2 separate regions of the Homo sapiens genome follow, and region 2 is linked to region 1. A link is a contact called in ENCODE Hi-C or POLR2A ChIA-PET data. All regions are on one chromosome and are shown on one strand. The core of a region is the stretch at or near the end of the contact, and the rest is flanking DNA. Distances in the headings are between cores, read along the strand shown. Region 1 holds the start of KANSL2 (KAT8 regulatory NSL complex subunit 2). Region 2 holds the start of LARP4 (La ribonucleoprotein 4).

Region 1 (6,189 bases), core at 1,072-3,571:
TGGGCAGATCACGAGGTCAGGAGTTGGAGACCAGCCTGGTCAATATGGTGAAACCCTGTCTCTATTAAGAATATAAAAAAATTAGCCGAGCATGGTGGCGCACACCTGTTGTCCCAGTTACTTGGGGGGTAGGCTGAGGAAGAAGAATCCCTTGAACCCAGGAGGCGGAGGTTGCAGTGAGCCGAGATCGCGCGCCACTGCACTCCAGCCAGCCGGGGCGACAGAGCAAGACTCCCGCTAAAAAAAAAAAAAAAAAAAAGAAGTGGTTCTAAATAGTAATGTTTTGTCTGTCTTGGACTTACAAGAAGGATTCTTTTTTCAACTAAGACCTTCAGTAAATTCATTGAAAGAAAGTCTTTTGTTTCTTCCCCATCTATTCCTGTGTCTCTTCATATTGTTCACTACAGTAGTTTTAATGTTGCTTTTTGATATTACTACATTTGGTTGCAGATTCGGATTCCCAAATTTTCTGTGACATGACTGCCTCTGGCTGTTTTTTAATTATAGGGTGTTTATAACAAAACATCTTTTTTCGTACTCCTGAGGGTTGGTCTGTTTGCTTATGTATATAAATCATTGTTATTAATATTATGTTTGTATTGCATCCATAATCCAAAGCTATCCTAGAATGTTCACTCCAAGAGAGCAGGGTTATCTTCCTTGTTCTCTCCTGGCACTTAGGTGCTCAATAAATATTCGTTGAATGAATGAATTTCAGGCCTTCTTCTAGGGCTGCTCTAGTCTCTGGAAACAGCACAACCCCCAAGGTTTTTTTTTTTTTTTAATAATTTATCGGTCCTATAGTGTATTTATTTATTTATTTATTTATTTATTTATTTATTTATTTGAGATGAGGTGTCTCCATATTGCCCAGGCTGGGATCGAACTCCTGAGCTCAGGTGATCTTCCCACCTCAGCTTTTCAAAGTGCTGGGATTACAGTGGTGAACCATGACGCCCAGCCTTAGTGTTTTTCTTGAGGGCTGTGGAATCTTTATGTTCACTTCCACTGGGACTCATGCTCACTTGCTCGTTAGGCATGGATAAAACATCTTTCTTAAACTGACAGTGAGGAGATAAGAGATGCTGGAAAGCAAAAAATGTCTAGAAGGGTTATGGGAAGAAAGCTAGGAATCATTTCTACAAGTGGTGGAGATGACAGAAAGATGCTTTTAAACTAAAAATCCTTAAAGGATGGTATGATTGGTATTGTGTCTGTCATTTTTATGATACCTGCATTATTTAGCATGGAATTTTAAAGACAGGGCACACAGTTATGAGAAGCAGCCCTAAACTAGAACAAATATTTCCTTATTCTCAGTCCAATGCTCTTTACTATATAAGAGGCAATAAGGGATAAAGAATGCGGGCTGGGTTCAAATTCGTCTTCCTTTCCCATTTAATAGCTATGGTCCCATTCTGTTCCTCAGTCCTCTTATCTGTAAAATGGACATAATACTAACCTGTACCTCTTAGGGTTGCTTTGAAAAATTCAATGACTTTATACATGTAATTCCCAGAATCAGTAAACACCCAAAAAATGTTTCTCAGTGTTCTCTATACCAAATGTTCAGTACATGTATTGAACTGTTCACAAAAGAAAGCTAAAGACTTTTTATGTGTAAACAGTGATCCTCCAGCCTCTGTCTGATTTATTTTTTATTTATATATTTTTTTGAGACGGAGTTTCGCTCTTGTTGCCCAGGCTGGAGTGCAATGGCGCGATATCGGCTCACCGCAATCTCCGCCTCCCAGGTTCAAGAGATTCTCCTGTCTCAGCCTCCCGAGTAGCTGGAATTACAGGCGTGCACCACCACGCCCGGCTAATTTTGTATTTTTAGTAGAGACGGCGTTTCTCCATGTTGCTCAGGCTGGACTCGAGCTCCCGACCTCAGGTGATCTGCCAGCCTCAGCCTCCCAAAGTGTTGGGATTACAGGCGTGAGCCACCGCGCCCGGCCTGTCTGTCTGATTTTATACTAGCTGTGTACAGTGGTGAGGGAACAGCAGCCTAGGACCACAGACTGAGGGTCCAAAAGTAGCCGGAAAACGAGCCACGCTGCAAGGTGGAAAAATATTAGCTGGCAACCCGCCCCGCAGCCCGCTCTCCGCCCCCTTCCCCGGCTCACTCTCCTCCGGGCGGAGTTGCTGACAGACAGTCTGTCTTAGCCACCCCAACCTCGCATTTTCTCAGCGCTCCGCCCTCCCAGACACGATAGGTAGTTGGTCTCGGCCAATGGCGACATCCTGTCATACGAGCGGTAGCCAATGAGTAGCCAGGAGTCCGGAAAGGGGCGAGGCCGATCTGAGAGCCGCTGGCGCCACTAGAGAAGGGCGAGCGGCGCGGCAGAGTGCGGCGCAGCGCAGCTCCTGAGGTAAGATGGCGGTGCTCTTTCCTCTAAGCTCTTGCGGTTGGGCTGCTATTTCGCTCTTTTTGTCAGCTCAGAGCTGCTACTCCGCCTCAAAGCAGTGTCAGAGTCAGTCTCCTTCCTGCAGGCTTCCAGGAGCCAGGATCTCCGGTGACTGGAGCCGTAGGACAAAATGGCGCTCGCATAGGCTTCCGAGGCCAGGCCCAGTCGTGCGCTCTGAGGCAGGCCGGGACAAAGGCGGCGTGCGGGGAGGCGGCGTGGCCGCCGCGTGGGGCTGGTGTTGTCGCTTCCCTTCGTGCTGCAGCTGTGCGAGTCCTGAAGATACATTCAGCGTGGTGTGGTTCGGGGTGGGGCCGGGCATGGAGGGACACGCTAAAGGGAGGCAAAGCCACAGATGCCTGTGGAGACTTGGGGAGGGCGGCGGGGACTTACGGAGCGTACCTTACGGGGACGACTTCTGCATGTCCTTTGGAAACTGTCCGCGCGATCTGTGTGGAGCAGGAATTTTCGGGAAGGGTAAGGGCTTTTTGGTCTTTCGTTTGACCCCGCAGGTTTTGGTTATGAACAGGATTCGGATTCACGTCTTGCCAACCAATCGGGGGAGGATCACTCCAGTGCCCAGGTCTCAGGAACCTCTGTCTTGTGCATTCACTCATCGTCCATGCTCTCACCCTCGTCTGGAGGGGCAGGAGTTTTGCATTAAGCATATCCTTGAAGACAAGAATGCACCCTTCAAGCAGTGTAGTTATATATCGACGAAGAATGGAAAAAGATGTCCCAATGCTGCCCCAAAGCCAGAGAAGAAAGATGGGTATATATGTATAGATATATATGTCGTTTTTCTTAAAGCGAGGGGGTATGTGATATGATGCGGGCTTCAGCATAGCTGCCGCGTTTGAGATTTTGTCCTTGTAAATTTGGGGTTATGGTTGTATCCTTGGAAAACTGAAAAAACGGTGAAGACTGGAAAGACCCTTGAGTTGGATTACTTAGTTCACCTCTTTGGTTCTTTTCCCTTATCTGTAAAATAAAGGCATATTCTAAATTAGTCTTTTTTTTTTTTTTTTTTTTTTTAAGAGAGATGGGGTCTTGCTATTTTGACCAGGCCGGTCTCAAACTCCTGGCCTCAAGGTATCCTCCCATCTCGGCCTCCCAGAGTGCTGGGATTACAGGCGTGAGCGACCGCGCCCGGCCCTAAAGTTAATTTTTTGGCGGGGGGGCGGCGCACAGATTCTTGCTTTATTCCCCAGGCTGGAGTGCAGTGGAGATCTCGGCTCACTGCAACCTCCTCCTTCCAGGTTCAAGCGATTCTCCTGCCTCCTAAGTAGTTGGGACTTAAGGCGTGCGCCACTATGCCCGGCTAATTTTTGTACTTTTTAGTAGAGACGGGGTTTCACCATGTTGGCCAGGCTTGTTTTGAACTGCTGACCTCAGGTGATCCATCCGCCTCGGCCTCCCAGAGTGTTGGGATTACAGGAGTGAGCCACCGCACCTGGCCCCTAAAATTCTTCTTAATGGAGGGGTGTGTGGCTCTATTTGGCTGTCCATGAATTTTGTTAAATAACATGCAAAGTTATATATGTGTGTATTCTTCTGTAAGAGGCTTCATAGTTTTCATCATGTATGCAAAGGTATCCATGCAAAAACATAACCTGACTAGATAATTTTTTACGTATCTTATAGTTTTAAAATTGTGTCCCTGGCTGGTCGCAGTGGCTCATGCCTGTAATCCCAGCACTTTGGGAGGCCACGGGAGGAGGATCACTTGAGGCCAGGAGTTGGAGACCAACCCAGGCAATACAGTGAGACCCCGTCTCTACAGAAGATTAAAAAACTCGCTGGGCATAGTGGCGTGGACATGTAGTCCCCACTACTTGGGAGGCTGAGGTGGGAGGATCACTTGAGCCTGGGAGTTCCAGACCAGACTTGGCAACATAGACTTCGTTTCTACAAAAAACTAAAAAAAATTTGCTGGGCACAGTGGTGCATGCCTATAGTTCTAGCTACTTTGAGGCTGAGGCAGGAGGATCGCTTGAACCAAGCAGTTTAAGGCTACAGTGAACTATGATTGCACCACTGCACTTTAGCCTGGGCAACAGAGCAAGACCCAATCCCTTGCCTCAGCCTCCCAAAGTGCTGGGATTACAAGGGTGAACCACTTCATCCGTCCTGTTATTTCCCTTTAATAAAGTCAAATGAGTTGACCTTGGGCCAGTTAAATTCCTCTGACTTGCATTTTTAGAAATGAATGTAATAGTCATTTTAATTCCCTAAAAATGATTTAAAGATTAGGGACTGTGAACATTATTGAACGCTTTCAAGAAGGAACTTATAAAATATTAATGTTTTGTCTCTTCAGGGTGTCCTTCTGTGCTGAACATGTCCGTAGGAATGCCCTGGCACTTCATGCTCAAATGAAGAAGACCAACCCAGGGCCTGTGGGTGAAACACTCCTGTGCCAGCTGAGCTCATATGCTAAGACAGAGCTGGGGTCTCAGACTCCAGAAAGTAGTCGCAGTGAAGCCAGCCGAATACTAGGTAAGGACCTTCTCTCCTGGAATGAAAAAGGAGGAAGAAAGTTAAGGGGGAACTATTTTGGGTTAGCACAATGCCTTGATCTATTTGGCAATATTGTTAATTCATCAGGAATTTGGTGAGAATGCTGGGATTGCTTTGTTGTTTACCAGTTCTTTTGAATTTGAAGTTGTGTTTGCCTAGGTTTACTTTCCTGAGTTGGTGACCATTTCTTTCATTGCTTTTTTAATGCTCAGCAGCTTTGTTAGGTAATTTCAGGAAACAGTAATTTTAAGTTGATTTTTCTGTTTGAGAGGGCATGGTTTACTCATTTATGTTGTAAGTAATCTTACTTGGGTTGTATTTTCTTAAAGCGTTTTTATTTGCCAGTACCTTTGTACTAAGTGTTTTTTTTTTTGTTTTGTTTTTAAAATTTCAAGGTTTGGGTTGATAAAAGTAATCTAGTTTTGTGTGGTGGAGTTACAGAGGTGGGAAGTCTTAATGGCTGCTCTCCCTTCCTTGCCTCAGATGAAGACAGCTGGAGTGATGGGGAGCAGGAACCCATTACTGTGGATCAGACATGGAGAGGTGACCCTGACAGTGAAGCTGATAGCATAGACAGTGATCAAGAAGATCCCCTAAAGTAAGTTGTAACTCCACATAAGGCATTTGAAATGTAGTTAGTATGTGGAATGTAGTGCTGCATGCTGTTAATAAATTAGTAACCTAGGAGGGTTGAAGACAGCTATTTGTCAGCAGTAAGAGGTTCTGTATATAAAAGTGGCATGGTTCATTGTCGTCTTGCTTCAAGGCAGGATGATTCTTTTTTAGAAGCCTTGTAATTTAAAAAAAGTTTGAACACCAAATTCTACGTATGAGAAAGTATAGGGGAGAAAACAGGAAATTTAGACATGGGAGTGTGGGAGGTGGATTGAGAAATGGTCAGACCAGTTTAGAGAAGAGAAAATGGTTGTGAATGGGTGCTTGGCCTAAACCTCAGGAATAATGTGATTGTAGTTGAATACTTCTGCAAAATGTCGTGTTTATGGGATTTATAAATTTTTTAAAGTTATATATTGTTTTAAATTGACAATTGTACAATGTATGGGGTACAGTGTGATGTTTGGATACTTGTAAACCTTGTGTCATGATCAAATCAGGGTAATTAGCATATTCATCAGCTCAAGCATTTAGTGTTTTTTTGTGTGTGGATTTTTTTTTTAAAAAGAAGAATAAAAAGGTATTCAAGAGTTTGGTTTCATGCCTAAGAAAGAGAAACCGATTTAGAAACCCAAAAGTGATTATATCT
Region 2 (6,189 bases), core at 1,011-3,510, 1.7 Mb before region 1:
CAGACTTCAGACTTTAGCCCCCACATTATTTACACTTGAATGACCTTAGACATCTAACTTCTGAGCTTTGGTTCTCTCACTGAGAATAATTCCTCTATCATGAGGTTACAGGGATCAAATATTAGTTAACAAAACGCCAAACGACCAACATGTTGTTTTTCACTGATTTTAATACCACATATTCAGCCCCAAATATTTAAAGACAGTTAATTTTCAATAAAACTCATATGAGAAAATGAAGAATGACATAGTGACTCACAAAGAAAATGATTAATGGAGATACAACTTTTAAACACTAGTTTGGCGAGAGATACGATAGAATTTGTCTAACCTGGGGAGTCGGACAGGCCTGAATTGCTAACATCCCGTCCATGATTTGACATCAGCATGACCTGGATCTAAATCCCAGTTAAACTACTTTACTTTTACTAAGTAAAGTTACTTTAACCTCTGGGGCTCGGTTTTGTCATCTGTAAAACATATTAAGTATCGCTTTAGAGACAGGAGAAGACCTAGTTTAAACAATAAATGGAGCTGTTATTAAAACTTACATTTTAATAAAGCCAAAGGAATCAATTTGGAAGTCAAAAGTATATTGTGGAGTTCCTGTCAATATAAACTTCACAATCTTTCTTCTGCCCAGCAAAACACACACTTAAAACCTGTGGTATTTACATAGCATAACATTCCTTAAAAAAACTGGCTGGCACTGGCTTAAAATCTTATCTGATTTCTTATTCTGCCTAAGGAAAACAACAATGAGGACAGAAAACAGTAAACAGAATGAGTTCAGTAATTTTAAGTCTTTTCATGATTTCCCCGGAATGTTCCAATGAATGTTTATTATGAATGTTAGATACACTCTAATGTAGCAGTCTTTTAAAAAACTAATTTAAAGATATCAAGCTTATCGGCGACACAATATCAGTTAGTTTAAAGAGAAAAAAAAACCGTAAAATCATTTATTTACTTTATGCTGGAATATTACGGAGTAAGATTTTCCCACAACCCGGAAAAAAAAATCTGCCATAGGCTGGCCCCGGCTCCTAGATTCATTATACAACCCGTAAATTCCTTCCCTCATTGAAAAGATTCTTCTTATGGGCATAGTTAACAAATGCCAAGTTGCGAAGTTGCAGCTTTGCTGGTTTGACGTTTTCACAATGTAAGAACAATATGATCTGGAATCTACTCAAAGCATTAGCCAGGCAGTCAGCTGACGCTCACTGCACACAAGAGGACAGAATTAAGGGAAATTAAATTTCGTATTTCTGTAAGGCAGGTATCCAACTCTATCTTGAAAACTAAAATAGGCCAACAGCAGACGTTCTAGTTTAAGTAATAAAAGTGTCTCATTGTTCAAATAACATTACAAAAAACGGCTTTTCCCGGAATAAGTTTCCCTCATTCTTGGAATTTTCCTTGTAAAGGGCTTTTAATCGGTTCATAGAACCAACCCTTCATCACGCAGCTGCTGCTTGAGTAACTTTTACAAAAGGTCAAAGCGGTGCCTTTCAAGGCTTCCAAACCCTACTGGCTTCTCCTCGATTCAAAGTAACTCGCTTTCACCCACAGAACGTTCCAGAGACCTAGGGACGGGGCCCGGGCAGAATTTGGTGGAAGTTGCTCAAAAGAACTTTTCAATTTTCTTTTCAAAATACTTACCGCATTTCACCTTTCTCCATCCGTGGCCCCACATGTTGCTCGCCTCCCTCCCAGAGGGGCCCCGCGAGGCCGCGCTCGGCCCCCGGAACGCGCCCACCTGATTACCCTCTCCTCCCTCAGACTCCGCCCCCCAACCCCCCAATGCTGCCTCCTTTAGGAGGTCCATATGGGACACTTTCCCCTTCCTCTGAACCTCACCGCCACACCAGAACAGCCCTCCGTTTTTCTCCTTCAATTCTTCTCCACTACGGGCCTCACCTCCCATAGCTTCCTAGAGTGTTGTGAGCGCGCAGAGGGAAGCTGCAGGCCTGCTCGGCCCAGGTGCTGTGTCAGCCTATCTGCCGGTTCCGCGGCGTGTACGGCCCGGAAAGTCACATGGCGGTGGGACCGGCCGGCGCCTCTACACTCCTGCTCTCCTAAGAGCAGGACGAGACTAGCATAATGCACTCACCTCCACGAAAAGCAACATGTCGTCCTCTGCTCAGCCCAATCGTTCCCGCCGCCGCAACTCCAACTGGCTCACAGGCCCGCGCCCCAATTGCTAGGATAAGGACACACACTCGCCTTGCCCCTCCACCCGGCAGTGGACCCGGCTCCTCCCCTGCCGTCAGCCGCTGCGGCCTGACCCGCCCAGTCCCACCTCCCTTGAAACAACAACTGCTTCCGGGTCTAGGGAAAAATTGTTTCCGGGAGAAAAGAGAGCCCTCGGCGCGCTCAACTTTTGCACTATCTTTTCCAGCAGCAGTGTGGGATGTACTATCATCTGTCGGGGGGAACGATTAGAAGGAGACGCCATTCTGTGGCACGGGGATGTGTAAAAATCGTAATGACACATTTTATCACTTGTCAGATAGCTACACAGCACTGATAATTCCGCAGTTTTCATAGTTCACAATCTAGATTTGATTTTTAAAGCCGACCTTGGCGAAGTGTACTGAACAAACCAACCCTGCCGAAAAGTGGTGGCTCACAGAAGAAAAGTAGACAAGAAAAAAAAAACAAAAAACTATGATACTAGCAAATATGTTAATAGCAGCTAATGTATATTAAATGCTTACATTGTGTTTGGCACTATACTAAGCATTTTATGTTAATTGATCTTAAAACAATTCTATGCAATAAACACTATTATTATCATCCCCATTTTACAGTTGAAGAAGCCCTCTAGGAGGTCGGGTTTCCCTTTAAAGAACTTTGCCCCAGGCTCATTTGAATTAATTACCCATGTCACCGCTTAATATACCAGTAATAACACTTAATCTGGACAGTGTCTTCTTTGACGTTCTGTCATTAATTCAAACGAAATACAATAAAAACAAAATTTTTAAAATTATCTATAATTTTTGTTAGATGGTCCAAATTCCTTATTGTCTTTAGCAATATGTAGTAGGATAGATCGCTCCCACTTGTATGTCCTAGTTCAAACACTCATCTTTTGAAATAATCATGTCTTGGCTGGGAAGGGTGGCTCACGCCTATAATCCCAGCAATTTGGAAAGCTGAGGCGGGCGGATCACTTGCGGTCGGGAGTTCAAGACCAGCCTGGCCAACATGGTAAAACCCCATCTCTACTAAAAATACAAAAATTAGCCAAGTGTGGTGGTGCACACCTGTAATCCCAGCTACTCGGGAGGCTGAGGCAGGCGAATCGCTTAAACCCAGGAGGTGGAGTTAATAGTGAGCCAACATCGCGCCACTGCACTCCAGCCTGGGTGACAGAGTGAGACTCTGTCTCAAATATAGTAATAATAATAGTAACGAATAAAAATTGGCCGGACACCGTGGCTCACGCCTGTAATTCTAGCACTTTGGGAGGCCGAGGCGGGTGGATTGCCTTAGCTCAGGAGTTCAAGACCAGCCTGGGCAACATGGTGAAATGCCATCTCTAGTAAAATACAAAAAATTAGCCAGGCATGGCAGTGTGTGCCTGTAGTCCCAGCTACGTGGGAGGCTGAGGCAGGAGAATTGCTAGAACCTGGGAGGCAGAGGTTGCAGTGAGCCAAGATCACGCCACTGCACTCAAGCCTGGGTGACAGAGTGTGACTCTGTCTCTAAAAAATAATAATAATAAATAAAAATGAAATAATCATGTCTTGATCTTTTCCAATGGATTTTTCCATTCTATTATTTAAAAAATCTTCCCAAAGTGAAGGTTTCATTTTCACCAAACCACTGTTACTTGATTTCAAGACTTTGCCATTCTGATCTCATGAAATCCTCCTTGCTTTGCCGCAAATGGAATCTCCTCAGATACCAAATTAATTCCACCACCAAATTGCTGATATCTGTTATCTCAGGCCCACCCTAATGTGGTCCTCAGTAAATTCCCGTGAAGTCATCTCAGTGATTAAACCAATCTCCTTACTTTCCCCCTAAGATGCAAACTCATTAGCACTCACCGCCAAAGCCATGGCTCAAGGTGTTGCCCCTACCTGGATTGCCTCCATTTGTCAATCAACCTTCTCTCTCCATAAGGTTTTCTCAAAGATTCTGCTTCTACAGATCTCTTCTTCGTGTCCCTTATTAGCACTTGATTATTATATTCTATCTTAAATCTTTTCTTTTTTGTTTTAGTTTCTTCACAGGAACCCTATCATATATTCTTCAGTTTAGGATAATGTAAGCTGCATAGTGTTTCAACAAATGCTTGTCGAATTGAAAGGGAAGCAGGATTTAAAAATTGACTTTAAGAAGCCTTCATGGCCAGGCGTGGTGGCTCATGGCTGTAATCCCAGCACTTTGGGAGGCCACGAGGTCAGGAGATCGAGACTGTCCTGGCAAACACGGTGAAACTCTTTCTCTACTAAAAATACAAAAAATTAGCCGGGCGTGGTGGTGGGCGCCTGTAGTCCCAGCTACTTGGGAGGCTGAGGCAGGAGAATGGCGTGAACCTGGGAGGCGGAGCTTGCAGTGAGCCTAGATCGTGCCTCTGCACTCCAGCCTGGGTGACAGAGTGAGATTTTGTCTCAAAGAAAAGCCTTCATGTCTAGTTGCTGATTGATGAATTCCATGCTGCATAAAAGATGCAAGTGAGAGAGAAAGAATAATGCAAATTTAGTTTAGTTGACAACTAAACTTTGGGAGGCCGAGGTGAGTGAATCACTTGAGGAGTTTGAGACCAGCCTGGCCAACACAGTGAAACCCTATATCTACCAAAAATATAAAAAATTAGCCAGGTGTAGGCCGAGTGCAGTGGCTCACACCTGTAATCTCAGCACTTTGGGAGGCCAAGGCATGCAGATCACGAGGTCAGGAGATCGAGACCATCCTGGCTAACATGGTGAAACCCCGTCTCTACTAAAAAATACAAAAAACTAGCCGGGTGTGGTGGCGGGCGCCTGTAGTCCCAGCTACTCGGGAGGCTGAGGCAGGAGAATGGAGCAAACCTGGGAGGCGGAGCTTGCAGTGAGCCGAGATCATGCCACTGCACTCCAGCCTGGGCCACAGGCGAGATTCCGTCTCAAAAAAAAAAAAAAAAAAAATTAGCCAGGTGTGGTGGCGCATGCCTGTAATCCCAGCTACTCGGGAGGCTGAGGTAGAAGAATCGTTTGAACCTGGGAGGCAGAGGTTACAGTCTGCTGAGATGGCACTACTACACTCCAGCCTGGACAACAGAGTGAGACTCTGCCTCAAAAAAAAAAAAAGAAAGAAAGAAAGGAAGGAAGGAAGGAAGGAAGGAAGGAAGGAAGGAAGGAAGGAAGGAAGGAGAAAGAAAGAAAGAAAGAAAAAACAATACATACACCTGTAGTAAAACTATGTAAAAATAGATAACACAAATATGTAAAATTCATGATTGTCATTTCCTCTGGAATGGGACAGTGGGGAAGGAAGGAACCAGGGGTGGGGGACATCAAAGAGGACTTCAACCTTCTGTAATGCTTTTTTATTATTAAAAAAATTGGAAGCAAATATTAAACAAAAATTAGCCAGGCGTGGTGGCGCGCACCTGTAATTCCAGCTACTCAGGGAGGCTGAGGCACAAGAATCTCTTGAACCTGGGAGGCAGAGGTTGCCATGAACCAAGATCACACCACTGCACTCCAGCCTGGGTAACAAAGTGAGACTCTGTCTCCAAAAAAAAGGGAAAGAAAAGAAAAGAAAAGAAAAAAGAGTAAGCAGTGCAAAGAGTGTGATCCTCATCCAAATGATATCATCCAAGTTACTTCATCCAAATGATATCATCCAAGTTACTACATGTCTAGGAAAAGTTAAGGGGCAGCTGAGGAAGTAGTTGTAACCTTTATTCCATTACAGGCTTAAAAATACTTAAGCAAAACCCCAGGAAGAGAGAAGAACCAGGAGTTATATTTGACACACCTAGATTTTTTTTTTTTTTTTTTTGAGACAGTTTCACTCTTGTTGCCCAGGCTGGAGTGCAATGACGTGATCTCGGCTCACCACAACCTCCGCCTCCCGGGTTCAAGTGATTCTCCTGCCTCAGCCTCCCAAGTAGCTGGGACTACACGCATGTGCCACCTCACATGGCTAATTTTGTATTTTTTTTTTTTTAGTAGAGACGGGGTT

What was found. Hi-C counts contacts between places; a loop is a spot of excess contacts on that map. ChIA-PET counts read pairs that join two places held with the same protein, here RNA polymerase II (POLR2A). Pooled maps may share reads with other maps.
Region 2: a pooled map shows a loop between it and region 1 (7-fold over the local background). The contact joins the promoter of LARP4 here to the promoter of KANSL2 in region 1. A Hi-C loop is called at or near these places in 1 of 168 maps with a recorded cell type or tissue (transverse colon) and 6 of 50 pooled maps. POLR2A ChIA-PET finds 5 or more read pairs at or near these places in 1 of 52 experiments (CD8-positive, alpha-beta T cell).

What each region holds. Positions count from the first base shown.
Region 1 is chr12:48,678,370-48,684,558 of GRCh38, reverse strand. It overlaps KANSL2 (KAT8 regulatory NSL complex subunit 2), which reads left to right and starts at 2,321. Exons shown (of 10, transcript NM_017822.4): 1 at 2,321-2,372; 2 at 2,918-3,177; 3 at 4,726-4,904; 4 at 5,409-5,523. The coding sequence starts at 2,927. RefSeq lists silencers at 1,974-2,023, 2,064-2,273 and an enhancer at 2,354-2,623.
Region 2 is chr12:50,396,956-50,403,144 of GRCh38, reverse strand. It overlaps LARP4 (La ribonucleoprotein 4), which reads right to left and starts at 2,260. Exons shown (of 16, transcript NM_052879.5): 1 at 2,117-2,260. The coding sequence starts at 2,134.